Regions from separate parts of the Homo sapiens genome. Here region 1 is linked to region 2. Evidence: chromatin loops called from intact Hi-C (ENCODE). Cell type or tissue: endothelial cell of umbilical vein. All regions are shown on one strand. Each heading gives the region's core, and the rest is flanking DNA. Links, peaks and the distances in the headings are about the cores only.

What was found. Hi-C counts contacts between places; a loop is a spot of excess contacts. Peaks named below come from ENCODE experiments on the same cell type or tissue, not always from the same donor. Only the 100,000 strongest peaks of a DNase experiment are listed, where the experiment ranks them.
Region 1: it touches region 2 in a loop (8-fold over the local background); 7 of 110 quality-filtered maps call a loop at or near these places.

What each region holds. Positions count from the first base shown.
Region 1 is chr10:13,873,875-13,889,786 of GRCh38, forward strand. All of the region lies in intron 2 of FRMD4A (FERM domain containing 4A), which reads right to left. Among named protein-coding and RNA genes, the nearest start is that of FRMD4A-AS2, 110 kb to the right of the region's middle. RefSeq lists enhancers at 7,023-7,912, 7,913-8,803, 8,375-8,669, 8,804-9,693, 13,306-13,435. In endothelial cell of umbilical vein, for the core only: no CTCF peak of the experiment used is centred there; a DNase peak (open chromatin) is centred at 8,487; H3K27ac peaks cover 4,344 bases.
Region 2 is chr10:13,982,661-13,998,572 of GRCh38, forward strand. The region is part of intron 2 of FRMD4A (FERM domain containing 4A); the gene reads right to left. It overlaps FRMD4A-AS2 (FRMD4A antisense RNA 2), which reads left to right and starts at 8,920. Exons shown (of 3, transcript NR_199003.1): 1 at 8,920-9,332. In endothelial cell of umbilical vein, for the core only: no CTCF peak of the experiment used is centred there; DNase peaks (open chromatin) are centred at 4,991, 7,941, 8,501 and 8,921; H3K27ac peaks cover 5,777 bases.

The sequences.
Region 1 (15,912 bases), core at 4,320-12,319, 110 kb before region 2:
CTAAGGACAATAAAAGAACCTTTAAAGATATGTTCAAAGCAAGAAGAGCAAGGAAGGGAATGGAAATATTGTTTGAAGCAAGTAGATGCTGGTTGGGTGTGGTGGTTCATGCCTGTAATCCCAGCACTTTGGGAGGCCGAGGCAGATGGATCACCAGAGGTCAGGAGTTGAGACCAGCCTGGCCAACATGGTGAAACCTCGTCTCTACTAAAAATACAAAAATTAGCTGGGCTTGTTGGCACACGTCTGTAGTCTCGGCTGCTTGGGAGGCTGAGGCAGGAGAATCGCTTGAACCTGCCAGGCGCAGGTTGTGGTGAGCCGAGATTGCACGACTGCACTCCAGCCTGGGTGACAGAGTGAGACACTGTCTCAAAAAAAAAAAAAAAAAAAAAAAGAGGAATTGCTGAACAATTCAGCTTCTGTTTGTTTCACTCTTCTCAATCAAGAGGGAAATGAAAGGAATATAAATGAACTGCACTCTCTCCCCAAAATAAATCCCAGGTAGTTTATAAAGTTAAATTTTAAAACCAGGTAGATGATTATTTACCATGTTTCTCTAAGCCTAAAAGCAATGAATGAGCCAAAAAGGAAAAAACTATGGATTTGACTACCATAAAGATCATTCTAAACAATAAATTATACTCCACAAGGCCCCATAAGCAAAAGTAAAAAGTTAATGTAAATTTCAGGAAGGTATTGTAACAACTATAATGGGAATTACTATATTAAAGATAAAATCATTTAGTTAGTAGATAATTACAACTTAATTAGAAGACCACTAACACCTTCCAGGAAATAGAATGCAAACAGCTAAAAAGTCCAGATCCTTGGACTCTGTCATTTCTCTTCTAGGAATTTTCCCCATCGAAACAAGAGAAATAGAATAAAGAATTATTCACAGTAATGTTCACCACAATGTGTTCACTCAAGTGCTTATAGCATCTTTATTATGTGCCAGGGATCTTATTAGGTATATAATGATGAATGTGATTTTGCTCCTATACTTAAGGAACTTCTATGTTCTGTAGAGGAAATACCCAAGTTAACAGGCTGTTGCAGAGTGATCAGTGTGACTACAGGGGTGAGTATAAGATGCTATGGGATGGGGACGGGGGGACACCCTAACTCACACCTGGTGGATCCGTCAATACCCCAGGGAAGGAGTGATATCTGCAGAACACAGCAACATGAGGTAAGAAGGGATGAAATGGGAGAGAACATAGAATGTTCTGGAAATGTCACCCAGGCAAAGAGCTGAAGGACACCGTGGCGGATGAGAAGGAAGCAGTGAGAAATACAGCTGGACACCGTCTTTATGAAAACAAAGAAGGGGGAGCTAATCGTCTGAGTGAGGATGGCTAAATCGCTTGAAATAGGAAATAGCCACTGAGCACTGTTTTCAAGTCAATTTCATCATGAGGCCAAAATGAGGGGAGTCTGGAGACAGGGCTGCAACAGCAAGATCCACAAGCACTTGGAAAACTGCAAAGTGATATTAAAGTAGAACTTGTCTTCCTCAATCCATGTATTTCCCCCCAGTGATTTGTAAAGGGACATAGCAGGCATGCATATCAGATTTACAGAGGGCAAAGAGGTTCGGATGGTAGCTTCAAATGTCAAAGTTGGGGTCATATTGTTTACAGTTTTGTGTCGTACTCTTCACGCACGTGCTAGAAGCCCAGCATCGGAATAAGGGAATTAAGAGGTGCCCTGCATTCTACTGTGGTTAAACTGCTTCTGGAAATCTGTATTCAATTGTGGGTACCATATTTTATACAAGAAAATGAAAGAAATGGGAGAGAGACCAAAGAAGGATAACTAGACCGGGTGAAGGTCCAGAAACCAGTACTTCCCAGGACTGAGGGAAAAGCTGCATCGGTGGCCTACATATCACAAGCTCTAGTGGTAGCGTGACCATACAACCTACTGGCCATACCAGATACTTGTGAGGCAAAAGGGAGGCTATTATTGATTATATAGAGAGAACAGGTATAAACTAGGACTGTCCTGGGCTTACCCAAATGGGGGTTCGGGGGAACTTGCTAATCTGATGTGTATAAAGTGAAGGTGGGTTAACTTTGCTTTGGTGGGCAAAAAATAGACCCAATGAGGGGAAATTCCAGAAGATACATTCGGATTCAATGGAAGGAAGAACTTTTGAACAAGCATCATTGCTCAAAATGGAATGGGTTGCCCCGTTATCACTGCAAATCATCAGGAAGGGACCAGAGACTTTAGCAAGGGAAGTTGTAGAAAGGATTACAGAACTCAGGGACAGACGGACTCTAAGATCCCTTCCCTTCCTCTCCAATAAGTTGTGATGTATAAGGCATGGATATATAGGCACAGCTAGAAACAAAGAGTTCCAAGAAAATATATTCATTCTGATAGCTGATGTATTTACTTGTGATGTTTCCTTGGTACAATATTACATGTGGTTTGGTGAAACAAATTTTTACAACGTTCACTCAGTGCTTCAGAAAGCTTACAAAAATTTTAGTACAGACTGATAGGCACAAACGCATTTTTCTACTTTTTGATGCTACCAATTTTTCTCATATAAATGTGTGGTCGAACATCCCCTATTTAAAATGTAATTCTGTGCAGAAGAGTTACCGGCATCTGTTGCTGGTTTGGTAGAGAATTCACGTGCTCAGTAACCAAGAACCTTAATAACACTTTCTGGTAACATGAATTTGCCTACTTTGTTTCAGTGTCCAGTTTAATCTGTCGTTTTAAATGAAATTTTAAAAAAATTTTGCTTATGTTGTGATCAATGGAAGGAGACACAGTATTATTTACAACTATGGGTCTTATTATACAATAAGTTTTCACAGTTGTAAACATTTTATTGATACTAAAACAATAATACGTGTGATTAAAATAGAATGATGTGACTGCCATAATAGGCACACAATAAATATTTTATATGAATAATAAATATATATTTAAATAGCATATATCTTTATATATATAATTTCAAGGGCAATTATGTAATATAGGTACTATATAAATTAATTTGCATTCAGTGAAATATGTTTTAATTTGCCTATTCTGTAGAAATATGCCCCAAAAGCCAGTCTCAGGAACACATGCATTATTTGTCATTCACATACCTATGTGACAAGCAGAATCAATGTGGATCTGCCCTCAGTGATGGGTGAAGCCACATAGATAAGAGTTGGGGAATGGGCTCTCCTTGTCATAAACAATCTTCTTTGTATACTACTATAGTCATAATCTCCATTGCCTCCCAGGGAGGTGTGGAGCAGAAAATAGTATTCTAGACCACCTGCAAGTTTTCCAAATTCCACCCTTGGGTCTTTGGTGGCTCTTGACATACAGTAGGAAAATGGCCACCTATGAGGTTAGTATGTCCTGCCAGGCCACCTGCTTTGCTAAACCTGTGTTGGATACAAAGCACTCCTGTACTAAGTGCCTAAATCCAAGGTCCACATGCTCAGATGCCAAGTCCTGCCACGTTTAGCAGGAAGCACTCCACACCGACAGCTGACTCCAGTGACACCCTTAAATCAGATCAAACCTCTAGTGGCATCGGAGCAAGACACATCTGAGAAACAGGGACGCTCGAGAACTAGAGAACCACCAGTCCTACACGGAGGTCCCAGTTCCATGAGGTCAAAAAGAAGTCCCCAACCCTCCCCATTCCAATACAGAGCTGCAGGGAGAGCTTGGGGACCCGTAGTGCTTCCATAGGGGGAAGTTTCCACAGTGACTTTGACATCCACACGGAGCAGTCCATCTGGGCTAGAGGCTACCGCCTTTCTGTTTACATAACCAAGTACTTTGGAAAGGGTTCTGCTGGAATGTCGCTGGCAGGGACTTCTTGGTCTTGCATGAGCTGTGCTGGCAGATCCCTCCTTCCATTCTTCCTGGGGGAGGTTTTGACACTGGCTGGCTGCCCCATGAACCATCCCAGACACTTCATGGAGATCTGCCCCTGGGCGCCTGGTCCAGTGTCAGGAGCTCCCAGGAGGGGATAAGTCCTAGAGCTGCTCCCCATGTAAGCCTGGGCATGGAAGGTCAGGCCTGAGAGGGGTGGAAAGAGCGAGGGAGAGGACTCCCAAACCCAAAAGTCTCCCCACCCCCATCCTCATCAAGCCTCTTGGTGGAAATGCTGTCACAGACAGTAACGTAGCACCTTACAGTGCAATGGCCCCGGCAAACGAGAGTCTAAATATATCCAGGGTGCATATCATTAGTGAGCAGTTACAGAAATAAAGATGTTATGTTGTATCTGTTAGTCAAATCAAAAATTCTAATTGGACACAGAACAATTTCTCAAAGCTTTCAGCAGGAGGTAATTACTGTGTTGACTACTTGTAGCAAAAAAAAAAAAAAAAAAAAAGCTGAAATAGAGCCTAGTGTTTGGGCTGTTTCCATGAAAGAAGGAAGGAGAGAGATGTTTTTGCCTGGATCTGAGCTGCTTAAAAGCTGGCTGGGCTCCTGATCTTTGCACTTTCCTGGTTTAACCAGTGACACTGCTGCAAGCAGCTCACCATGTCACACCAAACCCTTTGATAACCAAAGTGCAGTGTATTTTTAGCAAAACCTTCAGAAAAGACCTGGAAATAAAGCCAGGCATGGTGGCTCACACCTGTAATCCCAGCACTTTGGGAGGCCGAGGCGGGCAGATCACCTGAGGTTAGGAGTTTGAAACCAGCCTGGCTAACATGGCAAAACGTTGTCTCTACTAAAAATACAAAAATTAGCCAGGCATGCTGGTGAGCACCTGTAATCCCAGCTACTCGGGAGGCTGAGGCAGAAGAATCACTTGAACCCGGGAGGCGGAGGTTGCAGTGAGCCGAGATCACGCTACTGCACTCCAGCCTGGGCGACACAGCGAGACTCCATCACAAAACATAGAAAGAAAAGAAAGAGAGAGAGAGAGAGAAAGAGAGAAGGAGAGAAAGAGAGAGGGAGGGAGGGAAGGAAGGAAGGAAGGAAGGAAGGAAGGAACCTGGAAATGAGTCTGTGACTAGATAATAGTATTGGAAAGCCAGAATTTTAAATCAGGACAGACAGATGAGGCAGGGACAGTGATGACATTTTATATCCTTCCTCATGTCTAGTCCTGAGCATCACACAAATGATTGACTAAAAGTATAAAAGTACAGAGTTACAATTCCTGATTGTGGTGATGGTTTCCCAGGTATAGTCACATATCAAGACATATCCAACAGTATATTTTAAATAAGCATAGTTTATTGTATGTCAATGATATATTAATAAATCTATTTAAATATGAGATTTAGCACTTTGTGAGGCCAAGGCTGGAGGATTGCTTGAAGCCAAGAGTTTGAGACCAGCCTGGGCAACACAGTGAGACCCCATCTCTAAAAAAAAATACAAAAATTAGCCGGGTGTGGTGGTAATCCCAGTGCTTTGGCCTGGAGTTCAAAACCAGCCTAGGCAACACAGCAAGACCCCATCTCTCAAAAACAAACAAAAAAAATCTTTTAAAAAACGTAGCCAGGCATGGAGACATGGGCCTGTAGTCCCTGGTACTCAGGAGGCTGAGGTGGGAGAATCACTTGAGCCCAGGAGTTTGAGTCTGCAGTGAGCCATGATGGCACCATTGTACTCCATCCTGGGCAGCAGGGTGATACCCCATCTCCCCACAAATAAATAAAATAAAATAAAAGAGAGACATTTCTTCCAAGTTATCAAAAAGACACCATCAGGAGCATGACATTGAGGATTCAATTTGTACAATGGCACATCTCAACAGAACTTTTCACACAATGAGGAATTCTTTTCTTTCCTTCCTCTTCCTCCTCCTTCTTCTTTCTCTTCCTTTTCCTGCTCCTCCTCTTCCTCCCTTCTCCCTTCTCCCTCCTCCTCTCCCTTCTCCCCCCTCCCCCTCCCCCTCCTTCCCCTTCTTCCTCCTCCTCCTCCCTTCCTCCTCCTCCTCCTCCTCCTTCTTCTTCTTCTTGAGATGGGTCTCACTATTTGACCCAGGCTGCTCTCAAACTCCTGGCCTCAAGCGATTCTCCTACCTCAGCCTCCCAAGTTGCTGGGATTACAGGTGTGAGCCACCACGCTTGGCTGTTTTTCATACATTATATTCTTATTATTTGAAGTTTGGTGCTTATGCATTTTCCCAGATGTCATCATACTCAGTTCTGAACCCTGGAGTTGGCAGTCTTTTGTGCTTTAAGCATCGTTTGTACATGGGTGAGCTTCAACTCTGTGTCTCCACTGTGGTGTCCCCTGACCCAGGTTTGTAGAGAATTATGCTCAAAACTGCCCTCTCCACACCTCACTTGGTCCCTTGTTAAACATCCCAAGCTCAGCGAGTCCCAGACGGAATTCCTGATCTCACTTTTCCCCAGATCACAGCTTCCCCTCCCAGGTAATGGTAGCTCTGCCTCGTCATCTCCATTTTGTGCTCTTTTGGCCCCAAATTCTGGACTCTTCTCTTTATCACATATCCCACACTGAACCCTCAGAAAATCCTGTTGGTTCTGTCTTCAGAATATCCAGAACCTGAACACTTTTCATCACCGTCATCATCATCATTGTCATCATTTGTCTGGATTCTTGCAAATGTGCTTCCAACTCTGCCCACCTTGCAATCTCACCCACACGGCACCCAAACCATTTCTGCATGGCCTCCGTGGGACCAGGGGCTCCCCAGCTCCACAATGGGGAGAGCCCCCCAGGGTAGAGCCTTAAAGGCCCATGTGACTCCCACCAGTCCTCACCCTGCACCACATGGCTCTGGGACCTCTCCTGGGTGCAACCTCTCTTGTTCCCTGCCACACTTCTGCCTCAGTGCCTTTGATGAATTCTGCCCTCTGCTTGGAATACTCACCACGTCCAGACACCCACCTGGCTTACCTCCTCACATCCTTTCAGTCTTTGCTCAATGATCACCTTTCCCGAGGTCTACAAGACCCCTGTGTTTAAAAGAGCAACTTAGCACACTTCCCTTCCTCTGCTTTGTTTTTCTTTGTAGTAATTACCAGCTTCTAGCATCCTCTGTCACTTACTTATGGATCATGTGGATTGTCTGCCCCTTCCTCTTCGAATGCAAGCTCCCCAGGGGCAAGACTTGGTTGGTTTTTCTCACTGCCACATTCCTGGAATGTTCAAGGCATACCAATAGGTATGTGTTGAATGATTGAATGGGTGGGTGCATGAATGAATTAATGAATGAACTTGTGGCACTCAAATACTTCTGCCATTTGCCAGCTGGGGTTTGCCAGGGTAGCATTTTTTATACGAAAAAAAGGAGGGCTGGGTGTGGTGGTTCACACCTGTAATCCCAGAGCTTTGAGAGGCTGAAGTGGGAGGATCGCTTGAGGTCAGAGTTCAAGACCAGCCAAGGCAATCTAGTGAGACCCCCATCTCTAAAAAAAAAAAAAAAAAAAAATTAGCTGGGCATGGTGGTGCATGCCTGTAGTTCCAGGTACTGGGGAGGCTGAGGTGGGAGGATCACTTGAGCCCAGGAGTTCAAGGCTACAGTGAGCTATGATTGCACCACTGCACTCCAATCTGAGTGACAGAGCAAGAATGGGCCAGAGAGAGACAGAGAGAGAAAGAGAGTTGTCACACTATCCTTATTCTCTTCCCATTTGACATAGAAACAGGCAGAGAGAGAAAGCAGAGCTCCCTAGCAGAGAGAAGAGCTGACCATAGGTAGGGGCCCTGGGCTGGAGCAGGAAACAGTCCCTAGAGATCTGCGCAGACAAGTCAAAAAAGGAGAAATCACAACGTGACAATGAGTTCCTCAGTTACATTTCTGAGCACCTGCCAAATGCCAGGGATAACGCTGGGTGCTGTGCTGTCAACGACAAAGAAGATACGGTCCTACCCCTAAAAAGCGACGGTGGGAGGCATGTGAACAGGTCGTCACTGTCCATAGGATCGAACTGCGACTGCCTTCCAGCACGCATGCTTCTGGAGAATAGAGGAGAGGAACTCGCTTCTGCTTGGAGGAACAGGAGCAGGGAACACTGGAGGCTCCAAGTAAAGAATGAGTAGGTGCGTCCCAGGCAGGAAAGGGATGGGAGGGGAATGGCAATGTGAAGGGAGCAATTGCAAAGGCTGAAGTCCAGATGAGGTCAAATGTGCTTGGGGAGAGGCAAGGGTGTGTGTGTGTGTGTGTGTGTGTGTGTGTGTGTGTGTGTGTGTGTGTGATGGTTAACATAAGAAAAGAAGTTTAAGAAATAAGAAGCCTCTAGATTGTGACGGGCTTTTTCTTCCATGCTAAGGACTGTGGTCTACGAAGAATGCAGGGTGCTGAGGTGGGGGTTGTGGATGTGGTCAGGGGTATAGGAAGCTGGCCAAAGGATAAGCTGTGATGATTTTATAATGACTCAGGAAAGAGAGCCCCTAAACTATGACAATGGCAGTCAGCACCTCACCCTAAAAGAATGTGGGAAGACAATGTATGGACCGAGGCATTGGAGAAATTTGATTGGAAAGATTAGCTGAAGAACAGCTGACTCCGAGCAACGCAGAAAGAGGAAGCTCGAGGCAGGCATGGTGAGTCACATCATGGGACAATGAGGTCTGAGCCTTGGAGGAGGAAGAGGAAGAGGAGTAATGAGAAAACCACAGGTGGGACCAGTAATCACAAAGGGAAACAGCAAAGCATTTGTAAGCTCTGGAATCCTACCCAGTGAGGCTGCTTTGGGGAATAGTATTTAGGGAACACTGGTAAGTAGCCAAACCCAGAATCAGCCATTTCAAAACCAGATGGACGGACAGGCTCCTTCAGGAAAGTTCTGCTGGGAAGGCACAGGACAGATGCCATGTGCCCTCTTCATCCTCACTGCCCAGCCAGCAGGGCAAGCCACGATACTTGAGTTCCTCCACCCCATCTTTCCTACAAATGAACACTGGTGTATTGACTTTTATCTACATCCAATACAAAACCAAAAGCCACAGTATAATTTTTTGGTTTTTTTTTTTTTTTTTGAGACACACTCGCTCTGTCACCCAGGCTGGAGTGCAGTGGCACTATCACGGCTCACTGCAACCTCTGCCTTCTGGGCTCAAGCAATCCTCCCACCTCAGTCTCCCAAGTAGCCGGGACTACTGGTGCATGCCACCACACCTGGCTAATTTTTGTATTTTTTGTAGAGACGGGGTTTTGCCTTGTTGGCCAGGCTGGTCTCGAACTTCTGTCCTCAAGTGATCCTCTCGCCTCGGTCTCCCAAAGTGCTGGGATTACAGGCATAAGCCACTGCACCCAGCCAGTTTATGGAATTTTTTAGTTGAGTTTTGTCAGTTCTCTAGGAGCGTGGTCAGTTTCATTGGCAAGAAGCAAAGGAGGATCTAGCTGCTTAAGAAACAAAGCTCTGCCAGGTGCGTTGGCTCACGGCTGTAATCCTAGCACTTTGGGAGGCTGAGGCGGGTGGATTACCTGAGGTCAGGAGTTCAAGACCAGCCTGGCCAACATGCTGAAACCCCGTCTCTACTAAAAATACAAAAAAATTAGCTGGGTGTAGTGGTGCGTGGCTGTAATCCCAGCTACTCGGGAGGCTAAGGCAGGATAACTTCTTGAACCTGGGAGGCGGAGGTTGTGGTGAGTTGACATTGCACCACTGCACTCCAGCCTGGGTGACAGGGTGAGACTTTGTCTCAAAAAACAAACAAACAAAAAAAACCAAGAAACAAAGCACTGTGTTTTTGCATACTATTCTCGTATTCTCTGAGTATTTGGATATCTTTCCCAGTTGGAAGTTGCAGATCTCTGCATGGCACAAAATCTCTATCGACTAATTTACAACTTTAGGAACAGGAAGGCAAATGAACTAAATTGTTGTGGATGACAAAAGCCATATTTTCCACAATAAAGTAAGGAAGGAACCACAAACAAATACCAGCTTATAATTTCTCCATCAAATGACAGACACACTCCGCCCTGTCTAGGCAAAAGATGGCCATACGCTGTCCCTTAGGGCTCACTGAAAATATATCCTAGTCTTGGATGCAGATATAATGTTCTATAAATACTCTCCCTGTTTGCATATTTGCCTAATGTTTTTCTTCTGCTGCCTGTGTGTGCCTGTTTAATCAGTCTCCAGAAGACAGATGATCTCTCGTTCTGACTTTATTTAACATTTAGAAGGTTATTAAGTGCTTAAAATTTTTTCGATGAACATTATGCAAATTGACACGTTGACTTCTCGAACTACAAGGAAACTATCCCAATATTTTCACGGTGGTTGAGTGGTTGATGCAATGGAAAAGAAACACACACACACACACACTCACACACACGCTCACACACACTCTCACACACTCTCACACACACACTCACACACTCACACACACACACACACACTCACACACACACTCACACACACACACACACACACACACACACACACTCCCTAAAAGGCATCCTGTATATTCAGGATCTAGGCTTATTTCTGCCATTAACTTGTTGCATTAATGACTTGGGTGGAATATAATAAATAAAAATAGGAGTTGAAAATCTTCCTAATTAATGGCAATAAATGGGAAGTAGACAAAGAACATTATGGGGTGATTACAGTGTTGCCTTTTTTGTTCAGAAAAGGATGCAATTGCCATTCATTGAGATAATCTTGGTAATTCTTACATCTTTTCTAGAATTTTCAAGATAAAAGCTTTTTCTGATCTTTTTTGAAAATTAAAGAATTTCAGAAATTCTTAGAAATTGGTAATATAATCCACTGGGTCAAAGGCAAAGTCATCTGTCTTTTCTTCCTTCCCTTCCCCCCACCGACCTTCTCTACCTTAATGTTCCAGGACTCGCTGGAGACCCAGATGTAGTAGAGCCCTGGGCTCTCTCATCTGCTCCCAGTGATAGACCCTAATTCCTTTTCACAGCTAGAAGACTCTATTACATCCTGCCACCTGCCATCTTCACAAATCTTCCCTGTTCCCAACAAGGTAAGAATGGCTAGGGTCATGACTTTATCTGCAGAACCCTTTCTGGAAGGCTAGGTGACACTTGTGAAATATCAGAGCTAACATTTGTCCACGTATACTACTTTCTGTCTATAAAATTGATTTCAGTATTATAAGTGAGGATGCACCATTTATTTCAGTAGCACCTCCACTTCTACAGCCAGCTGGCTTCTTCTACCTCGATGGGATCATATCCCCCCAAAGTTAGCATCGTTGAGCCTTCCAGTAATATAAGTAAACAAGGTTGGAGAGGGGGAAATGCAAAGACAAAATCTCTTATTCTAGAGAAGTCTCCTTGCCTAATGCAGTAGCTCATGCCTGTAATCCCAGGGCTTGGGGAGGCCAAGGCAGGAGGATCGTTTGAGGCCAGGAATTCGAGACCAGCCTGGGAAACATAGCAAGATCCCATCTCTCCAGAAAAAAGAGTCTCCCATACTTTTTGAGAGTTAGGCGTTTCACAGATATTAACTAATTTGCTCCTCCGAATGTCACTTATAAATAAAGCAACCAAGGCTCAGAGAGACTCAGTAATTCACCCAAGGCCACATAAGCAGTGGCAGAGCTGGTTAGATGACCAAACCCAGGGCAAGATGGCGCCATCCTCCCCTCTCTGTTTGCCATGCCAGGTTGCACCACACAGATCCACATCAGGAGGCAGGGACACCAGCCTTGGCGCAGCAGCTGAGACCAGGGCGAGGTCCCTCAATGCCTGTAAGCTCTTCCTCATTTGCAAAAATGATCTAGATACCCCCTTTCATTCCTAAAGCACCATCTCTCTAAAATGTTTGATTGGCTGGATAACCCCCAGATCACATATGCACGTGGTTTGTAGACTGCACCAGGCATTGACTGTGATGGGCAGCCCTGCAGCCGTGGCTGCAGCCCTTGCTAACAGTAGCCCTTGTTACAACTGCCTTCTGTACATGGTTCTCCCCTCCTGCCAAGACCTGCAGGCTACATCTGTGCTACTGGTCACTCTGCAGTTCTTCTGTTACAAAACACTCAAGCAGCCCAATAAAAGGGGATTGAGAAGGCCGAACACTGCTCCCCATTGTGCTCCATCAGTGTCTACTTCATGTCCTCATCACCCTCCCATCTCTCCTTCTCTCTCTCTCTCTCTCTGGGCAACAGAGAAATAAATATCAGATACTTAGCAGGGCTGGCCAGTGGGAGTCGGGAGATGGGCAAGCCAGCGCTAGACTCTCCGGCTATTGGTAGGTATGTCGTCTAGCTCTGGAGGACCCACACTGTCTGGCTTCCTAGTTTGGGTTTTATCACATCTATATACTTCTTCCCAGGCATGTGGCGAGAGCGTAATGGTACATTTTCTGGTTATGAATGGCACAGCCTGGCAACTCGCCGATTATTATTTCCATTCCCTGTGATGCATTATCAATCTAATTCCCCATTACCTGCCGTTTTTGTTTTTTTTCCCATGCGTTCCCCATACAGCAAGGACAAAGAAAGGCAAAAACCCTGCAAAGAAGGCTGCATCACCAATGAACAGGCTAATCCCACAGGAAATTGTGGAGTGGTAGCTTCAAGTGTGCAGGGAGAGGTTTTGGCTAATTTGAAGTGCAAAATATCATTAAAAGGTTTGGGATTCTGCATTAGGACCAGGACTCCGGACTTTAAGGTTGGTAATGCATTACTAACTGAGGAAGAGGGGCCATACCACAGCACAGACTAAGAAAAGTTTTGACACAGGTGGGCCTAACAAGCGACACTGTGCTTTAGACCACTGGGGTTTTCCAGATTTCTTTCTTTTTTTTCCTTTATTTTTATTTTTTTAGAGACAGGTTCTCCCTCTGTTGCCCAGGCTGGAGCGCAATGGTGCAATCATAGCTCACTGTAACCTCCAACTCCTGAACTCAAACAATCCTCCCATTTTAGCCTCCTGGAGCAGCTGGGAACACAGGCACACGCCACCATGCTTGGCTGGTTTTTCAGGTTTCTGAAGTCTAAACAGATCCATGTTGGAGTGCGGTCTGCTACACTCACTCAGCGATTTGCTTATACAACCAGGGTCCGGGGAGTGCTCAACATGAGCAGCGAGTTAATGTAGTGAGTGTATGCAAGCAAAACATACGCAGTAGCCACGGATTGGCAAATAATTGCTAAGAAGGCAGGAGCAAAAAGGAACATGTGAATGTAAGTCAGAGTTTGGGGCAAAGGGTATGGATGTACCAATGCTCCTGACCACAGACAACACGTTTCTTCTTGTATTGCATCATTGAATGGCTGGAGCTCTACCTTTAAAACAAAAAGCCAGAAAACATCACACAGTGTAGAGATCGCCCTTCCTAACAAGCTAGAGCCTACAAGGAACTTCTCTGAATTAGAATTAATTATGCTGGTACATCTGTAGAGAGGTTTTGATTTGACTCAAACTGAGACTACCACTCATTTCTTCTTGATTATTTGGTAGTAATAAGGCCCCTGAACTGAACCGGATCCCCCATAGTCCTCTATTACTTTCCAACAACTGTGACTTTTATTCTTAGCAGTGACTTCCATCTTCAAGTGGAAGATGAACAATGTTTCTCTTTGGGAGGAAAATGCCCAATTTCCACTGATACAGTTAAGAACTGAGGCCGGGGGCGGTGGCTCACGCCTGTAATCCCAGCACTTTGGGAGGCTGAGGTGGGCGGATCACATGGTGAGGAGATCGAGACCATACTGGCCAACATGGTGAAACCCCGTCTCTACTAAAAATACAAAAATTAGCTGGGCGTAGTGGCACGTGCCTGTATTCCCAGCTACTTGGGAGGCTGAGGCAGGGTGGCAGAGGTTGCCGTGAGCCGAGATTGCACCACTGCACTCCAGCCTGGTGACAGAGCAAGACTCCATCTGAAAACAAAACAAAACCAAAACAAAAAACAAACATAACTGAACGCACACACACACTCATTAGCCCCCCAAATAAGCATTAGTGCAATGTACTAAACAGTAGCACCAGCTCTGACCATCTTCTGTAAACGTAAGAGAGGAACAGTGATAGGGATTTTTAAAATAATGCCACTGGTGGTAGAGCTGGTTACTTCCAATGTAAGGGTGTGTCTAAATTATTCCTTATAAGAGAAGGATGTGCTGATTCCATGAGACAACGGAAAGGGTGGCAGCTGATGGATTTAGGGAACTAAAATGAAACTGCTGTGAAGAGAATTTTTGATAAGCTGGATTTATGCTGATTCAGAAAACTTTTTGCAGAAGAGAGCATTGAAACCGTCTGGCCTTTGTGTGCAATCGTGACTCCAAAGCCCAAAGTTCCAAGAGCTATTGTACCAACTCTGGAGATGAAATTTTCTGGGAAAAACAACAACTAAAAATGGAAAATACTACTGATGTACTTCAGTCTGATTATGGCTGGAATGAACACCTCAAGATAAAATCCAGCACGCCCTTCCCCACAAGATCAGATTTTTTAGCAGCCACTTTTCCAAGATTCTCTGACTCTGATTTTGCTATTGGAGGAAAAACCCAAATATCTACATACCCTCCACAATTGATGCAATGATCCCTTTTCTTCCTTTTCTTACATCAATGCCTAACTTTTCAGAGACATCCAACATCTTTTTGTTGTTGTTCCTTTCATGACATTTCCAGAGAGAAACGGACAGCGCAGAATCAGAAATGGGTAAGGTGGGGTGAACCGATAAAAATGCAGTGTCCTGGGGAGGTCATGAGGGCACATGGGCCTGAGTTACTTGCTGATTCTATTAAGGTAAGAGAACTCCTGTTTTAGCTCAAGGGGAATATAGTTTTTAGGGTTTAGACTGAGGAATCATTAGAAGATCATTACCCTATTGCTTTCTTATGAGGTCCCAGAAATTGCTTCTAAGATGCTGAGATTTTGCACAACAAATAAACCAAAAAAGAGAAATTCTGCCACAAATGTTATCATATCAGGTGCTACCCCAAAAATAAGACATATGAATTGAAGTTACTCCTGACACTGGACTCAGACATTCTAATACTCTGTGGAGAGTAGTTTAAAAGAACTTCAAAAGCTGGTTAACTGTTAGCATGTCTATTTCTCATTTTGACATATTGAACTAGGAATTCTTCAAAAGTTATACTGTTCCTTTTCTTAAAATATGCAAAAATATCTAAGAACAAAGCTTTAGATTGTAAATTGCTCCATTATACTTTCATTCAGTATGATGCGTCAGGCTAAACGCAAGTCTTATGAGGGGTAAGTATATGGCTTGCTGGACACGTGAATTGAACTACAAGCATGCTGCACGCACGTGCGGATGCAAACACACACGCACCAGCATAAACAATGTAAACACAAGTGGTATATTCATGCAGTAAAGGCAGTAACGATCTTTGATGGTAGTCTCACCCAACACTTACTTAAAGACAAAGGTAGCCTGGCAAGTCCCCTCAATATGAGATCTCCTGAACCTTCCATATCCCTTTCTTTCACATCACAAACCAATCTCACTTTTTGCATCCACTCCTTAAGGTTGACTCAAGAGCTCTTTCCTTGGCAACTCTTGCATATCTGCTATTCCACAGAGCTCTCTCCCCAAGTTCCAGAACCAAGCAAGGAGTCACTGGATGTCTTTCCCTTTGACCTCAGGCTATAACTTCGCTGTGACAATAACATCGAGAGCTGTGCACATCTGGGATGCTGTTCTCATGGATTATGAAATCAGCAACTCACTGAACCTCAAGGGGTCTCAGTTTCCCCAATGACGAGATCATGCTAATGGCACCAGCCACCTGCCAGGTTATCAGGGGACTTGATAACAATGTCTGCAAATTACAAAGAGAACCCGTGCCATAAATAACAAGTCTTATTAATAAAATTAGTTCAAGACAAGTGCCAAAAACAATATAGCAATAGCAGCGGCAGATCACACTTGGTCAGAACAAAAGAGGGTGGAGAGATTTTCTGATCCTTATTCCTACTAAAACAATTCCCCTTTAATGAAAGAATAAGAATTTAATTTTTTCTCCCTAAAACATTAC
Region 2 (15,912 bases), core at 4,337-12,336:
TAGACACATTTTGTCCAGTTGTATTATCTACATGGCTGCCCATACTTCACTGAACCTAAGCATAAAAATAGACAGTTTGCCTGTATCTTTGGGTCTTTATTTTGAAGGCTCCTGTGTCGCATAAAAGTATGATCAAATAAATTTGTATGCCTTTTCCTCTATGAATGTACTGATTTTGTCAGCTAATTTTCAGCGAACTTTCTGAGGGCAAAGGCAAAGATTTCTCCTCGCCCTACAGGTGCATCAGCCAACAAGAAGTCCCTCTATTTGCAGGTCCTCTTTGTCCTGTCAATTTCTTTCTTTTAATTTCTTTTTTCTTTTTTTGAGATGGGGTCTGGCTCTGTCGTGCAGTGGGAAGATCTCGGCTCACTGCAACTTCTGCCTCCTGGTTCAAGTGATTCTGGATTCTCCTGCCTCGGCCTCCCAACTAGCTGGGGCTATAGGCGTGTGCCACTACACCAGGCTAATTTTTGTATTTTTAGTGGAGATGAGGTTTCACCATGTCGGCCAGGCTGGTCGCCAATTTCTGACAGAGGCCAAGTGTCCCATATAAGTGAAATATTTACTTAACCCAAGGCTCAATGTGTTCCTAAATTTGCAAGCAGTCCTCTTCCTCATTTGCAATAAAGCAAAGTTCATCCTCCCCTGAGCCGAGGCAACCGTGAAATTGACAAGCCAGGAGCTGGGAAATGACCGATGCAAAGAAGAGCAATGCCCTTTAACGCTTCAATAGAAAAAAAACGTAATTACATCCTCCTAGGCCATGAAGGCATTGAAAATCTATAAGGACAATGAGCTTAGACTTGATTGTTCGAGTCATCAAAAAAACCCAGAATATATATATATTTTTTTCCAGAAAAATGTTTCTGGGTAGTATAATTTGAGGTAAATTATACTAAAATATAATTCCCTAGAGAAGAAGGAAATTGGTTTGAGGTATTGGTTATTTCCCTCTTGTTGCAGAAACAAAAGTGGTGATTTAGAATTCAGAGACCAGGAGATACCTAGGAGGTGAGAGCCATCTGTTAGATCTGTTAATGTTTCTTAATAAACTGGGGGCCGGGCGCGGTGGCTCATGCCTGTAATCCCAGCTCTTTGGGAGGCCGAGGCAGGCGGATCACCTTAGGTCAGGAGTTCGAGACCAAATTCGCCAATGTGGTGAAACCTCGTCTCTACTAAAAAAAAAAACAAAAATAGCCGGGCATGATGGCGGGCACCTATAATCCCAGCTACTCGGGAGGCTGCGGCAGGAGAATCGCTTGAACCTGGGAGGCAGAGGTTGCAGTGAGCCGAGACTGCGCCACTGTACTCCAGCCTGGGTGGCAGAAGGAGACTCTGTCTCAAAAAAAAAACAACTGGGAACCACGGCTCCTCACTCAGCTGGAACTAGGGGTCTCGGTAGTGAGCCACTGATGAGGGGCAAGTCTGAGGGCCCCTTCCTGAGTCTGACCACGGTGAAGTGGCCTGGGGTGCTTTCTGCAGGGGGCACGCCAGCTCCTTCAGCAAAACCCAGGACAGATTTCAAAGCGTTAAAACCAGAGCAGCCCACATGGCGGGGTTTTATGAAGTCGAACGTGTGTCCAGAGCCCAGGGGTGAAGTTTCCCCTTGTGGCCAGGTGAACAGCCCCTTCCTCATTTCATGTGTGATGGATGGAAGCACCTACCTGTGGGCATCCAACCCCCAACCCTTTCAGTTCCAGATACTGACCTATTTTTATTGTGGTAAAATATACGTAATACAAACTTTACAATTTTAACCATTTTTAAATGTGCCGTTCAGTGGCATTAAGTATATTCACAGCGTTGTGCAGCCATCTCCAGAAGTTTTTCAGATTGCAAAACCGACCTCTGTACCCATTAAACAGTAACTTCCTATTCCTCCCCTCTCCATCTTCTGGTAACTCTGTTTTGCTTTCTGTCCCTGTCGGTTTGACAATTCTTCGTAGCTCGTATAAGAGGAAACATATTATTTGTTTTTTTGTGACTGGCTTATTTCACTCAGCATAAGGTGCTCAGGGTTCATCCGTGGTGTAGCATGTGTCAGAATTCGCTTCCTTTTTAAGGCTGAGTAATGTTCCATTGTATGGAGAGACCACATTCATCCATCAGCGGGCACTTGGGTTGTTTCCACTTTTTGGCTACTGTGACTCACGTTGCTGTGACTAAGAGTGTGTAAATATCTCCCCAAGTCCCTGCTTCCCATTCCTTTGGGGATTTACCCAGGAGTGAGACTGCTGGATCCCATGGCAATCCTGTGTGTAATTTGGGGGAAGCTCTGTGCTGTTAGATACTGATCTTTCCCACCTACTATTTCTGCCACAGGCAGCGCTTGCTCCACTCCTGAAGCAGGCAGGGACGCTGCCCACAGACATGCCTGCTGACATCTAGGAGTGGCTTAGCCTCATGAGCCCTGCTGGTGTGGGCTTCAGGTAACCCTGTGCTCCTTTGACTCCCAAGGTGGCTGGCTCACCCTGACCTTTCCTCCGTCTGCTTGGTTTGCCTTCGCATTCCGGGCTGGAGTGGGAGCTTAGCTCTGAAGTCCGGCTCACGTGTTTGGCCCCTAGGCCCCAGCCTCGCCCTCGGGTGTCCCTCCTCCTGCATACTTGGGGCTGGCTGATCTGCTCACTGGGACCCTGGAGCCTTGGTGGTAAGGTCAGCTGGTCTCTCTACTCAGGACCATGGGACAGGGAAGGAGGCTGGAATGGAGGACGCCTGCTGAGCACCTCCCACTGGCCTTGGGTGGTTTGAGGGGTTGGTGGCTACAGGCTGATTCTGGCTCTAGACTCATTTAAATCTCCTTGAATGTAGGTAGTCTTCAGGGAGTGGGTGTGAGTTCAGGTCAGGCCTAAGAGCCTGGAAAGCCAGGCATATGCTAAGGTTGGGATGCCGGAGAGAGAATAGGATCCTTTTAGATGTGAAGAAGGGCCCTGAGCTGGGAGCAGGGTTAGCAAAAGCCAGCCATGGAACCATGTCGCAGCCCTGGCAGGCACCAGTCTCCACGGGAAAGCAGAGAACAGGTCCAGGCTGAGGGCATAAGCCCACTGGGTTGGCCTGGGTTTGGGAAGAAACAACCACAGCCTAGGGCACAGGAGGGCCCCTGGCCCATCCTAAGCCTTTGACACAAGCTTTAGAGCAGGTTTACACTGCTCACTAGCGTACAGCCGCCCTCTAGAAGTCTGCCAGCCCTGGCGATGCTGATTTAGGAACTGAGCAGGCTGGCAGCTTTTCACACCTGCAGCTGGGAGGGATGAGAAGGTGCAATCTGGCAGGACAGCACCAACTGGCTCCAAACGAAGCCCCTCCCCAGCCCCACTGTCCCGACACTGCAGCCACCCGTGGCTTTGGTCATCTCTTTTGTCTAGAACTGAGAGTTTCTAGGGGCTGCTTGGATTCTGCACAATGACTGCAGGCTCCCTTCCACAGGCGTAGACATTACAGCCACGGCAGCAACCCTCTCCCACCTGGGTCCTCCCTTCCTGTGGTCCCAGGGTGTCAGCCCTGGCTGCCCATGGGGGTCCCCTGGGAAGTTTTAAGAAAGTATGTTTATTGCGGCACTATTCACAATAGCAAAGACTTGGAACCAACCCAAATGTCCAACAATGATAGACTGGATTAAGAAAATGTGGCACATATACACCATGGAATACTATGCAGCCATAAAAAATGATGAGTTCATGTCCTTTGTAGGGACATGGATGAAATTGGAAATCATCATTCTCAGTAAACTATCACAAGGACAAAAAACCAAACGCTAAATGTTCTCACTCATAGATGGGAATTGAACAATGAGAACACATGGACACAGGAAGGGGAACATCACACTCTGGGAACTGTTGTGGGGTGGGGGGAGGGGGGAGGGATAGCATTAGGAGATATACCTAATGCTAAATGACGAGTTAATGGGTGCAGCACACCAGCATGGCACATGTATACATATGTAACTAACCTGCACATTGTGCACATGTACCCTAAAACTTAAAGTATAACAATAATAATAAAAATAAATAAATAAATAAAATAAATATAAGGAAAAAAAAAAAAGAAAAGCTTTTCCCTGCACCCCGCTCCTAGAGATTCTGATTTTATTGGTCTGGGGGAGGGACTCAGTATTGTTATTTTTGAGAAGCATCTCAGGGTTTCTAGGGTACAGCCAAGGAGAAGAACCACTGCTGTAGACCCCTAGATCACCAGGTCTTGGTGGCTTGCAGATGAGTTCTTCAATTCACAATGGAACCTAAGGGTTTCGGTCAGTGGTTCTCATACCTGTATGAGAATCACCTGCAGGGCATGGAAAAACATGTCTGTAGGGCCTGGGAATTTGCATTTCAAACAGGTTACCAGGAGAGGCTGATGTTCTGGCTATGTGACTACACTTTGAGAGCCATAGATCTAGGCCCTCAGATCTCACAGATCTCATAGATCTAGGCTCGTAGCTCAACCTTAGTTCTTGGACTTAGGGTGATTGAGAGAAATAGAAGCAAGCTGTGTCCGTCACTGTACTTAATGTTTACAGCTTCATATTTTCACATGGCTTCGAAAGATCTGCCACTTTACCTCTGAACTATCGTGGGATAGAAACCCCAGCAGAGCAACTGGCCCATGGAAGGAGTTAATAAACGATCCTTCCCCCATATGCAGAATGGAAAATCGACTCTTAAGAAACTTCCACCCAACTTTTTCCCACCCCTCCCATGAAAAAGTTAAATCGTGAAAAGAAATATTTTGTTTAAAGTAACAGGATGTCTCCTTCCACCATGAGGGCCCACTTACAGACTTGAAAAGCCTGAATATTAGTAACATGCATTTATTTCTACATTAAAGTCATTTCTTAATGATGTGATATTTCAGTACTTGAGTTCGCCCAACGTCAGGAACCAAGCAGCCAAGCTGAGACCCTGATCACTCCCTCCTTTGTCTCTGGATGGGAGACTAGAATATTCAGAGGTTACAACCTGCGGCCAACAGAGCATTTTGACTCGTTATAGAAATGAGTGACTCATCCATGGGTCATTTACTCATCCGTCTCTCTTCCCCGACCACGAGGAAACTGCAGGGGACACACTTACTTTTCTTTAACTCGATGCACAAAGAACACAAATGTTGCTGATTCTGAGACCTGACTTCCTGTTATTAAAGAGGACATCGTACAATTTAACAGAACAAGATTTCTAAGCAAAGCAGAAGGTCTAATGATTTCAGAGTTTGCTTCCTACCTACAATTAACTAGGTCACAGCTGTAAAGGAAGAGAAAAAATAAATCACTCCAAACCAGGAGCACTCAATGTCATCGTGGCCAAAAAATAAACACTTCAGTTTTTCTTTTTTAAAAGAGGGGACTCTCAATTTAACAGAAACAAGCACATTTGATATACGCTAGAAAATAAAAAAAATCTGATCAGACAGTAGGCAAAAGCAGTGTCTCAGGCCCACTTATTTAATAGTTACACAAAACAGAGGAGTGAAAATAATGTACTTCATATCTAAAGGCTACAATATGCCTCGTATCCATGCAGAACACTTCTTTAGTATTATACACAACCGTAAAGACTCCCATTTGGTCATGTAGGAGTTACAGAGTTTTTAAGGCCCAGGACTGCTCAGGTCTGTAGGACTTCGCAATTTGGCAAATGTGAAATTCTCATAGTGGACTCTTCGACCTTGGTAGGATGTCACAGAGGAAGAGATCCTTTTAGAGTGGATTGTATTTTTAAGTATCCCCAGTGCCCAAGAAAGGAATGCTTTCAGACAGGGACATTTCAATGTGTTTAGTCCCTTCCTTTCTCTCTTATGATCACCTCCACCAGGAGGATTTTGTTTCTCTTTGAGTGGGTTGTACAGTCACTACTAATTTTGTCTAAGTGTTTGCATAAAATAGCTGTGGGAAAGATAATTAATGGATGGATGGATGGATAGACAGATATCTACATATATACATAGATAGATGAATGGATGGGTACATGGATGGATGAATTGGTGGATAGATACCGATGGATAGATACCGATAGATCGATAGATAGATAGGTCTCTATAGTTGAACAGATGGATGGATAGATAGATGGATGAACAGAGAGATCTCTATGTAGATTTCTATAGAGATCTATCTGCCTATCCATCCGTCTATCTATCTATCTACCTACCTACCTACCTACCTGAAACAAAGATGAAAAAGAAAAATAACCTATGAGCATGGACGTCAGAGAGGATACTTTAGATCCTCGACCTCAAAATGCCCTTTATAGGCTCCAGCCTCAGCAACTACACGGGAACTTGGAGGAATGCAGACTGCATCTGCATTTAGTAAAACCCCCAGATGATTCCATTATAAACTGACGCTTGAGAAGGTGTGCTTTAGGACAGTGATTTTCAGTAACTTTTTTTTTTTGTCAATTATGGAAATCTTTTCCCAAATGAAATATTTGGTGGGGACATAAGAAATATCTTAGAAGCAGAGCTCTGGTTGACCAGGGGTGAGGGGGGTCTCAGTCTTCCAGCCCCCTAGTGGCACCTCCCATCCCACACTGCGTCTTAGCGGTAGTGGCTCCTGCTTCTGAGTGGGTATCAGGGGTCCTGGTGTTTTTGATTATGTTGCACCCTAACACCTACCAGCCCAGAGGCTACCATGTTGATTCTTCTGAACAAAGAAGCCCTGGCATATTATGGATGCTCAGGTGATATTAGATGATCATTAGTAATTGATTTTTTTTTCTTTTTTTTGAGACGGCGCCTCGCTCTGTCGCCAGGCTGGAGTGTAGTGGCGCCATCTTGGCTCACTGCAACTTCCGCCTCCCGGGTTCAAGCGATTCTCCTGACTCAGCCTCCCACCACGCCCAACTAATTTTTGTATTTTTAGTAGAGATGGGGTTTCACCATGTTGGCCAAGAAGATCTCAATCTCTTGACCTCGTGATCCACCCACCTTGGCCTCCCAAAGTGCTGGGATTAGAGGCGTGAGCCAACGCGCCCAGCCAATAATTGATTTTAAATAAGAATACATGGACAGGTACAGCTCAGTTGTTCCAGAGATGGGCATCAGAGGGGAAATGGAAGCAGGGAGACAGCCTATTGATGATGAGAGGAAGACAAGACAGAGGGCAGAGAGATGGGAGTGGCCCTATAGTTAAGAGTTGCCAGATAAAATACAGGACACCCAGTTACATTTGAATTTCAGACAAACTCCATGGAACATGCTTAGATGAAAGAATGATTCATTGTTTATTGAAATTTGATGTAACTGGGCATCCTGTATTTTCATTTGCTGAATCTGGCAACCAGACCTAGAGTTCCTTTCTAAAGGGACACTTTTCTCAGCAGCTTGGATTCCAAGGGTCTCACTCTAGGTTAGACCCCCATTTAGATTCGCTCTGGAGAGTTTTCTGAAGTCAGACTACCTGGGTTCAAACCCTGGATCTGCCACTGCTGGCTGCGTAACCCTGGACAAATGACTTAATCTCTCTCTATTCTCTGTTTTCCTATTCTAGAAAGTGGGGTTAGGAATAAGAGCCAACCTCAAAGGGCTGCTCTGAGGATCAGAGGAGAAAACAGCTGCATAGATTAAGCACATAGAAAGAGCTCATTAAAGGTACTTTCTATTCTTGGCTGTGCTTCTGGGTCTCAGTAACTTCCCTCTCTGCCTGGATTTGCTCCTGGCCATTTTCTTGGAGAGTGAGACCCATCCAGAGGGGAATGTGGGACAAGGAGGGAGGAGGAAGTAAGGACTGAGAAGGCCCAGAGACGTGCCTTCCTCTTCTTTCCAGGGTCCTGGCCTGTCTTGTCTGTTGGGCGGGTATGCTTCCTTCCTGGCCTTCCTTGTGGAGCATGTCTGGGAGTGTGCTAGGAAATGAGGGAGGAAAATATGTAACTTGATATCTGCTCCTTGACCCTGGCTGACCTGGTTAACTCTCTCCAGGATGGAAGCAAAGCCTGCCCGGGAAACCTTCCATTGCAGGAACATCTCGGCCTGAAGCTGTCATCAGGGAGCAGGATCTGCTTCCCGGACTCTGAGCAGAACAATGGGAGCCCCAGCAGGCTGGCGAGGCTGACAAGCCCTAGGACGGTGACCTCTCCGATCTCCAGATCGGAAACTCAGAAACGTGTAAGTGCCAGAATCCGCATTTGGGAATCTGTTATTTCTCCCTCTGCGAGTCAACCTGATCACCCTGGAAGCCTCACTGTCTCTCAGCCCTTGTTCCCATTTTTCTTTCCATGAACACCGCAATCAGATACGAGATTCCAGTAATGATGGTTCTTGAAAATTAAACAAATCAAAAAGAAAGCCAGCCAAGGTATGGAGTGGGGGACCTCTAAGTTCCCCTGGAGGAGACACTGGGGCCAGGTTCCGAGGTGCATTCGGAGCCAGAATCCCTAATGGAATTGAACAATTATCCTGAAGCTGCTCTCTGAAAGCCGCGGTTTTCCTAAAACACTGTGCTTGGCGTGCCTGGGCTTCTTGGCACTGGCCCATGACCCACAGCAGCAAATCGTTCCCAGGAAGCTATTGTTATTTGTGTATCTGATAGCATTCAGCTGAGTACACTGACAGCAACATTTAGAAAGGAAAAGAAAAAAGAAGCGTAGAGTGAAAAGGACAAAAAGGAGGCTTCCAACATCCTGGTGGGAACAGAAAACCAGCAAAGCCTCTTTTCCAGCCCTTATCCTTGTGAGTTTGGACTCTGCAGAACTGTCATCCCCCAGGCATAGCTGCAGCTTGTATGAAGGTGGGCATCAGGCGCGGAGATTCAGGACAGTGTGCACCTGCTTTCCTCCAACGGGACCCCCTCTGTTCTTCCCAGGAATGCCTGTAAACTGCCACTGCCTCTAGGGGCTGCACCAAGTCCCTGTGTACTCCCAGGACACAATGGAGTGGAATGGAGTGGCTCTGTTCTGTCAGGGCCTAACATTCCAAATGAATTCATTCCCTTCTGGGAAAAAAGAACCACCTTGCTCAGAGCACAATGTTCCCATGTCTTGGCTTACCTTGAAGCATTTTTGATACACCTGTTGGGACAATGCGTTCTGCCAAGAGAAGGGAAGTAGCATACTTTGTTCTATTTTTTACTCTCAATGGGCTACGTTTCCATTGTGTTGGTTTCCCTTACAGAAAGTAACACACACAGAAGAGAAGGTTATAGGATTCCATGCTGCTTGGCAAAGGCACAAAATATGTGCACATATTTACATGGAATATGAGGGTAAACTAGAAAATTAAGGGTAATCTAAAATAGAAAAAAAGAAGAAAACAATAAGTTAAAAGTATGAAAAGACATCCAGAATGAGCAAGTTACTGAGGTTGTGCCTCAACTTTAGCTTGAGTTTCCTGGCAGCAAAGGTAAAAAGGTAAGTACATTGAATCACATACTTCTTATTATCTTCTAAAAGGAATTAACGGAGTGGAATATATAAAAAGCACTGAATAACATAAGGAACAAGATCTTCAATGGTCATTTTGAAAAAGCCTCAGAAGCGTGCTTATAGATGTTTCTTCTGCTGGCTTTCTCAGCAAGATGATACTAAGATACCATCCTAACCACCTCATCTCTGCCTATAGCCCAGGCTATGCCTAGACATGCCTGGAGCTATGCCAGTGGTTCAAGGGGTTTCTACAAACACTTGCTTCTACCTTTGCTTTAAATTGGTTTCTTCTCCTCTGATTTCTCTGGTCTCCACCTGTTTCTTGATTCTCCAGCTATATTTGACACATCTAACCGGATTCATGAGTCTTTAGCCTGTCTGTGGGTTGGCTTGCAGGCTCACTGACCCCAGCAAACTCCCATGCCTGGCCTTGGGTCCTGCCCACCCACCTCCATGTCCTGCCTAAGTCTCGGGTCACATGGCCAGCCCCAGTCCAGGCCAAGAATAGGTTGCTGCTCATTCAAAACAAAATGACACTAAACATCAGCCCTCAATAGAGAGGAATTAAATCTTAACTTTGTAAAATAATTTCAGCAGGGAGTTGAGAAAATACAGCATAACTATGTTGATATTTGATTATTTAATTTAATAAAGATCTAGTGTAGGCCAGGCATGGTGGCTCGCACCTGTAATCCCAGCACTTTGGGAGGCCAAGACACGCGGATCACCTGAGGTCAGGAGTTCAAGACCAGCTTGACCAAATGGTGAAACCCTGTCTCTACTAAAAATACAAAAATTAGCCAGGCATGGTGGCGCATGCCTGTAATCCCAGCTACTTGGGAGGCTGAGGCAGGAGGATCGCTTGACCCCCGGTGGCAGAGGTTGCAGTGTGCCAAGATTGTGCCATTGCACTCCAGCCTGGGCAATAGAGTGAGACTCTGTCTCAAAAAAAAAAAAAAAAAAAAAAAAAAGGATTTAGTGTAAAGAGATTAAAGTAATGACTAGCCAACATATCCATTGATCTGCTTCTCTTGCGTGTCCTATGTCCCTACAAAACTTTGGGCTAAGTGCTAGAAGGTAGTGAATTCAAAGTTGCCTTATCCGGCAAGAGACAGTGAGGACATCCTGAGTTTAAAACTGAAGAGTTGCATCTCTGCTGTGGATGTGACAAGTGTGAGCTGCTGTTTAGAAGGGACAATGGAGAAGCCTGACTTGCCTCCTCCCCCAGCAGGGACATCATTCTATTTGACATCGTGGTGAGATCCAGAGTTCCTCAGGGTTTAGCCAACGTTTCCATCAGAAAAGGAGCTGTGAATCCATTCAAGTTCTTGCTCAAGGACTTGGCTGGGACCCCAGAATTCCACTCCATCTAGCATGAAAGAGATGATTTAGAACTGAAAGGTTTTAGTCCAGCTGTTACCAGTCAGCCACCTTGATCATAAAAGAACCTCTGTTTGGCTCTTGTGCAATCTCTAGTTTTAAGTAGGACCACACACTGCTGGTCTGCAAATTTGAGTTAGCAAAATATACCTCTAGGTGGTAGGGTGATTGTTCTATTGGCTGAAATTGCTTGATTTGTTCTGTTTTAACACCATCAATGGAGAATATCTTCCCAAAACAAAAAAATGTTGCTGATGATATTAATAAGTTGTTCTATCAGGCAATAATTAGACCAGAGGTTCAGTTGCTTCTGAAGTTGTTGTCCTATTGCTAGGTAATAAAACCATGTTCTCAGCAAAGAGGATGTCATCTTCCTGTTTCCTCTAGCTGGAGGACGTGTATTCAATGTATTCAAATATATTTTAAAATTTGCATTTGACCTGTCAGAATAGGTTTTTTTTTTTTAAAAAAATATATATTCTGATTTAGCACTAGGATTATGCTGCAGCTGGAGGGCCTGAGGATCTATTTTAAGATTAGTTTTTTTTGTAGCAAGATGTTTCCTTTTTATGAAAATCAAGCCTGGGGCAGGGGAGAATATGTAGATATTTAGGGTGGGACAGTCCTTTTTTTTTTTTTTGAGATGGAGCCTTGCTTCGTTGCCCAGGCTGGAGTGCAGTGATGCGATCTTGGCTCACTGCAACCTTCACCTCCCGGGTTCAGCGATTCTGCTGTCTCAGCCTCCCGAGTAGCTGGGATGACAGGAGTGTGCCACCACGCCCAGCTAATTTTTTTTTTTTTTTTTTTTTTTTTGAGACAGTCTCATTCTGTCACCAGGCTGGAGTGCAGTGGTGTGATATTGGCTCACTGCAATCTCTTCCTCCCGGGTTCAAGCAATTCCCCTGCCTCAGCCTCCCGAGTAGCTGGGACTACAGGCGTGCCCCACCACACTCAGCTAATTTTTGTATTTTAGTAGAGATGGGGTTTCACCATGTTGGCCAGGATGGTCTCGATCTCCCGACCTCATGATCTGCCTGCCTCGGCCTCCCAAAGTACTGGGATTACAGGTGTAAGCCACCATGCCTGGCTAATGCCCAGCTAAGTTTTGTACTTTCGTAGAGACACGGTTTCACCATGTTGGTCAGGCTGGTCTCAAACTCCTGACTTCAGATCATCTGCCTGCCTCAGGACAGTGCTCTTTTACTTGTAGAAATTGAAAACTGGCATCTTAGGCAATGTTATTCTTTAAAGTTGGATTATAAAAATAGAGATATTTCATATCTCTCACTCTGTTCCTCTCTCACATACACACATACAGACATATGTATTTTTTCCTTAAATATAAGAACAACGCATACATACATTTTCTTTTGTAAAGTTAGAAGATCCAGGAACACCGGCCCTGGTTTTCCCGTGGCACAGCTGAGTAGTAGCTGGCCTCACCTGCTGGGGCAGGAGTTTTCCAGGTTGCAATGTGCCTCTTTCTGTATTTTCCTGCTACATTTCTTCCCTGCCTGGCTTTGACACATATTTGAGTTTATAATGCCTCTACGAGGTTGTATTTTCTCAGGTGACTAGAGTGAACAGGAGCGCAGCCACAGGAGTTAAGATAAAGGATTAGGTCTTATGTGTACCATCTGAGATAGAAACCAACTCTCAAACCTAGCCAGTTTCTGACCACTGGATCTCTTAAGGACAGAAGTTTTCTTGTACTGCATGGGCCCCACTCTAAGATACATGAGACATGTTTCTCTTATGCCACCTTAAGGCCATTGACAGAAGAAAAAAGGAAGTCACAGAGTCCCGAAGATATTTTTGTTTGCTCTTAGGTATGTTGGTTTAATACCATCAAGGAGAACACAGAACACCCAACCAGAGATTCTACTAGAAATAAAGGGCGAGTAAGATGATCTGGGCTGGGCGTGGTGGATCACACCTGTAATCCCAGCACTTTGGGAGGCCTAGGCAGGTGGATTGCTTGAGGCCAAGAGTTTTGAGACCAGCCTGGCCAACATAATGAAACCCTGTCTCTACTAAAAATACAAAAATTAACTAGGTGTGGTGGTGCATGCCTGTAATCCCAGCTGCTTGGGAGGCTGAGGCACAAGAATCACTAGAACGTGGGAGGTGGGGGTTGCAGTGAGCTGAGATTGTGCCACTGCACTCCAGCCTGGGCAACAGAGCAAGACTCTGTCTCAGACAAACACAAGATGATCTGCAGATGGACGCTATGGCTGAACCAAAAGCCATAGGATCTAGGTATTGCCCCGAGAGTAATGTCAAATGGCACGGCATGTGGCCTTGGGAGCTGAGGTTCTGCTCGTTGACAATTGGTCTTCAGGAAGCCAAGTTGACCAGTAGGCTGACATAAGCACACCATTCTACGTTGTTGATTTCAAATCGACAAGTGCCCGTATGCATTTCCAGACTGCTTTTTTTTTTTTTTTCTTAATGAGCTCCTCTCCCTAAATGCTCTGCTACCTGACAACCCAGAGCTGGGGCTCAGCAGGGGAGGAAGCGCCCTCTCCTCGTCCTCCCTTTAAGGATGGCATCTTAGCCTCTCCATGCTGCTATAACAAATCCCATAAACTGGGGAGCTTACAAACAACAGAAGTTTATTGCTCATAGTTCTGGAAGCTGGAAAGTCTAATATTAAGGCAGATTCGGTGCCTGGGGAGCACTCACTTTCTGGCTTACAAGCAAAACTTTCTTCCTGTGTCCTCACATGGTGGAAGGGACTACTGAGCTTTTGAGGGCCTCTTTTATAAGGGCACTAACTGTCTCCCAAAGGCCCCATCTCTTAATGCCATTACTTTAGGGGATAGGATTTCAATATATTAATTGCAGAGGAACAAAAACATTCAGACCATAGCATATGGGATTCACATCTTAATGACAGTGATTCCAGAACCTGACACCTGCACTGCTGCCTACATGGGTGGACCCGGCACCTATGCACCAGGCCAGTGACAAAGCAAGGCTGTCACTGCCCCTGCACAGGAACAGCTTTTGCAGAGCCCTGATGACTCTGCTCATCTACACCCAGGCACATAAATTTCACTTTGGTAACAAAATAGGCAAATTCACAAGAATCGGCACAGACTCGTGGGAGGGCTCCTGTACCACTTGTCTGCTTCTTAAACTTCTCTTTCAGTGGTATGAATTTCATGTGTCAGGGGTACCATCTTACTTAAAGGAAAATTAAAGGGGCTGGTGAAGGGGAACTAGGCATAATGTAACTGGGTGAATCCCACATAGAAAGCCTTCTCTGGATAGGATCTACACGGAAGACTTCCTTCCTAGTGTTGGCACCTGTTACTTACTTTCCTTCACCCTAATTGGCAGATAATAGCAGGATTTTCTTCTACAAGAACTCCACGAGATCTTAGAAATGATTTCTTCCAATTTGATCCAAATCCATTTGCTTTTACAGAATAGATGTCGATCCCCAAATTCGGAGTTCAAATTAGGACTTGCTCATTTCGGGCAGTTGATGGCTGGCTCCAGCCTAAATTATACTTTCTAAATCTATTCTGGGACTCAGCTGGGTTATGAAGCCCTGACCCATGATTACATCAAGCCATTGAAAAAAATTGAGGCAAAACAAAACAAAACAAAACAAAACAAAACAAAACAAAACAAAACAGGTTTTCCCTCTGCTAGATCTTAGGACACCTAAGACTTAGGGGTAGAGTGCTGGCTTTTGACATAGGTGACCAATAGATGATACTGAAATTGGTCTTTCATCTTCTCTCTTGCCTTTTTTTTTGCATGGGTTGTGGAAGCTGGAAAAGACCTAAGGGACAATTGCAGCTCCATTTTTCTGACATAGTGGCTGAAGGGAGGGATATTTAAAAGAGGAACATGCTGTTTCTTTGGTGCTATAGGGAGAAAACTCACTCTTGGCCTTAGTTGTAATAATCTTCACCCCAAGAGTCTCTACCATGGTCTCTAATTGCTCTCTGTGTCCAGGACTGACCTTAGGGTGAGTAAAAATTGTTCTAAGAGTTTCTCTCTTTTCCCATCTGCATTATTCATCACTTCCTCTGCTGTGTTCTTTTCTCTACCCCACTGTGCCTGTTTTTCTGGAACACTATATATTAAGGCACTGCTTCTCAAACTGTCTTCTCTGTTATATGCCCATGAGCATTAGGTTCAGGATGTCTGAGGTGGAGACCAGGCATCTGATCCATGTACTGTACTTAGAAACACATGGCAATTCTTTTCTTTTCTTTTCTTTTTTTTTTTTTTTTGAGATAATATCTTATTCTGTCACCCAGGCTGGATTGCAGTGATGTAATCTTGGCTCACTGCAGCCTCGACCTCTTGGGTTCAAACAAGCCTTCCATCTCAGCCCCCAGAGTAGCTGGGACTACATGTGAGTGCCACCACACCCAGCTAATTTGTTTGTAGAGATGGGGTTTTGCCATGTTGCCCAGTTTGTTCTCAAAACTCCTGACCTCAAGTGATCTGCTCACCTCTACCTCCCAAAGTGCTGGGATTACAGCCACTAAGCCCGGCCAACACAAAGCAATTTTGATGCATGCAATTTGTGCAATCTTTTATGACAATGCTGCAATAAGGTGATTTCTTAGTCCTTATCTCACTTGACTATCAGCAGCATTTGAAAATCCATCATGCCCTTCTGGGATCCTCTTTCTACCTCACTGGCTGCTCTCTGCTCATCTCCAGTGCTGGTTCCACCACATGGAGCCCATCTCTAAGCTTTGGAGTGGCTTCAGGTCCAGTGTGCTGACAATTTTCTTTCCATCCACACACATTCCCCAGATGTTATCATATAGTCCTCTAGCTTTAAATGCCAATCTCCAGTGGTATACTGGAGAATGTGTAACTCTTATCAACTCTCTAGGGGAATAAAAGCCCTGCTTTGTAATGTTTGCCAATTTCCATGGTGTAAATTCCCTGCCATGGCCCATTTCAAACTGCTCATCTGTCATCACTGAATGTAGAGTTGAGAAGAAATCACATAATTGGCTCTGGAGAGCCTCTCAAGCCAGCTCCAGTGAACCCCTGATAATGTCCACATCTTATCTCCAATACAGACCTCTCACCCAAAGAGAAAACATATGTTTTTAACATCCTACTGTATATCTCCATTTGAATTTTTACTCATTATCTCAAGTTTAGCACATCACGAATAGAACCCAGTCTCTCCCGCCCAGGC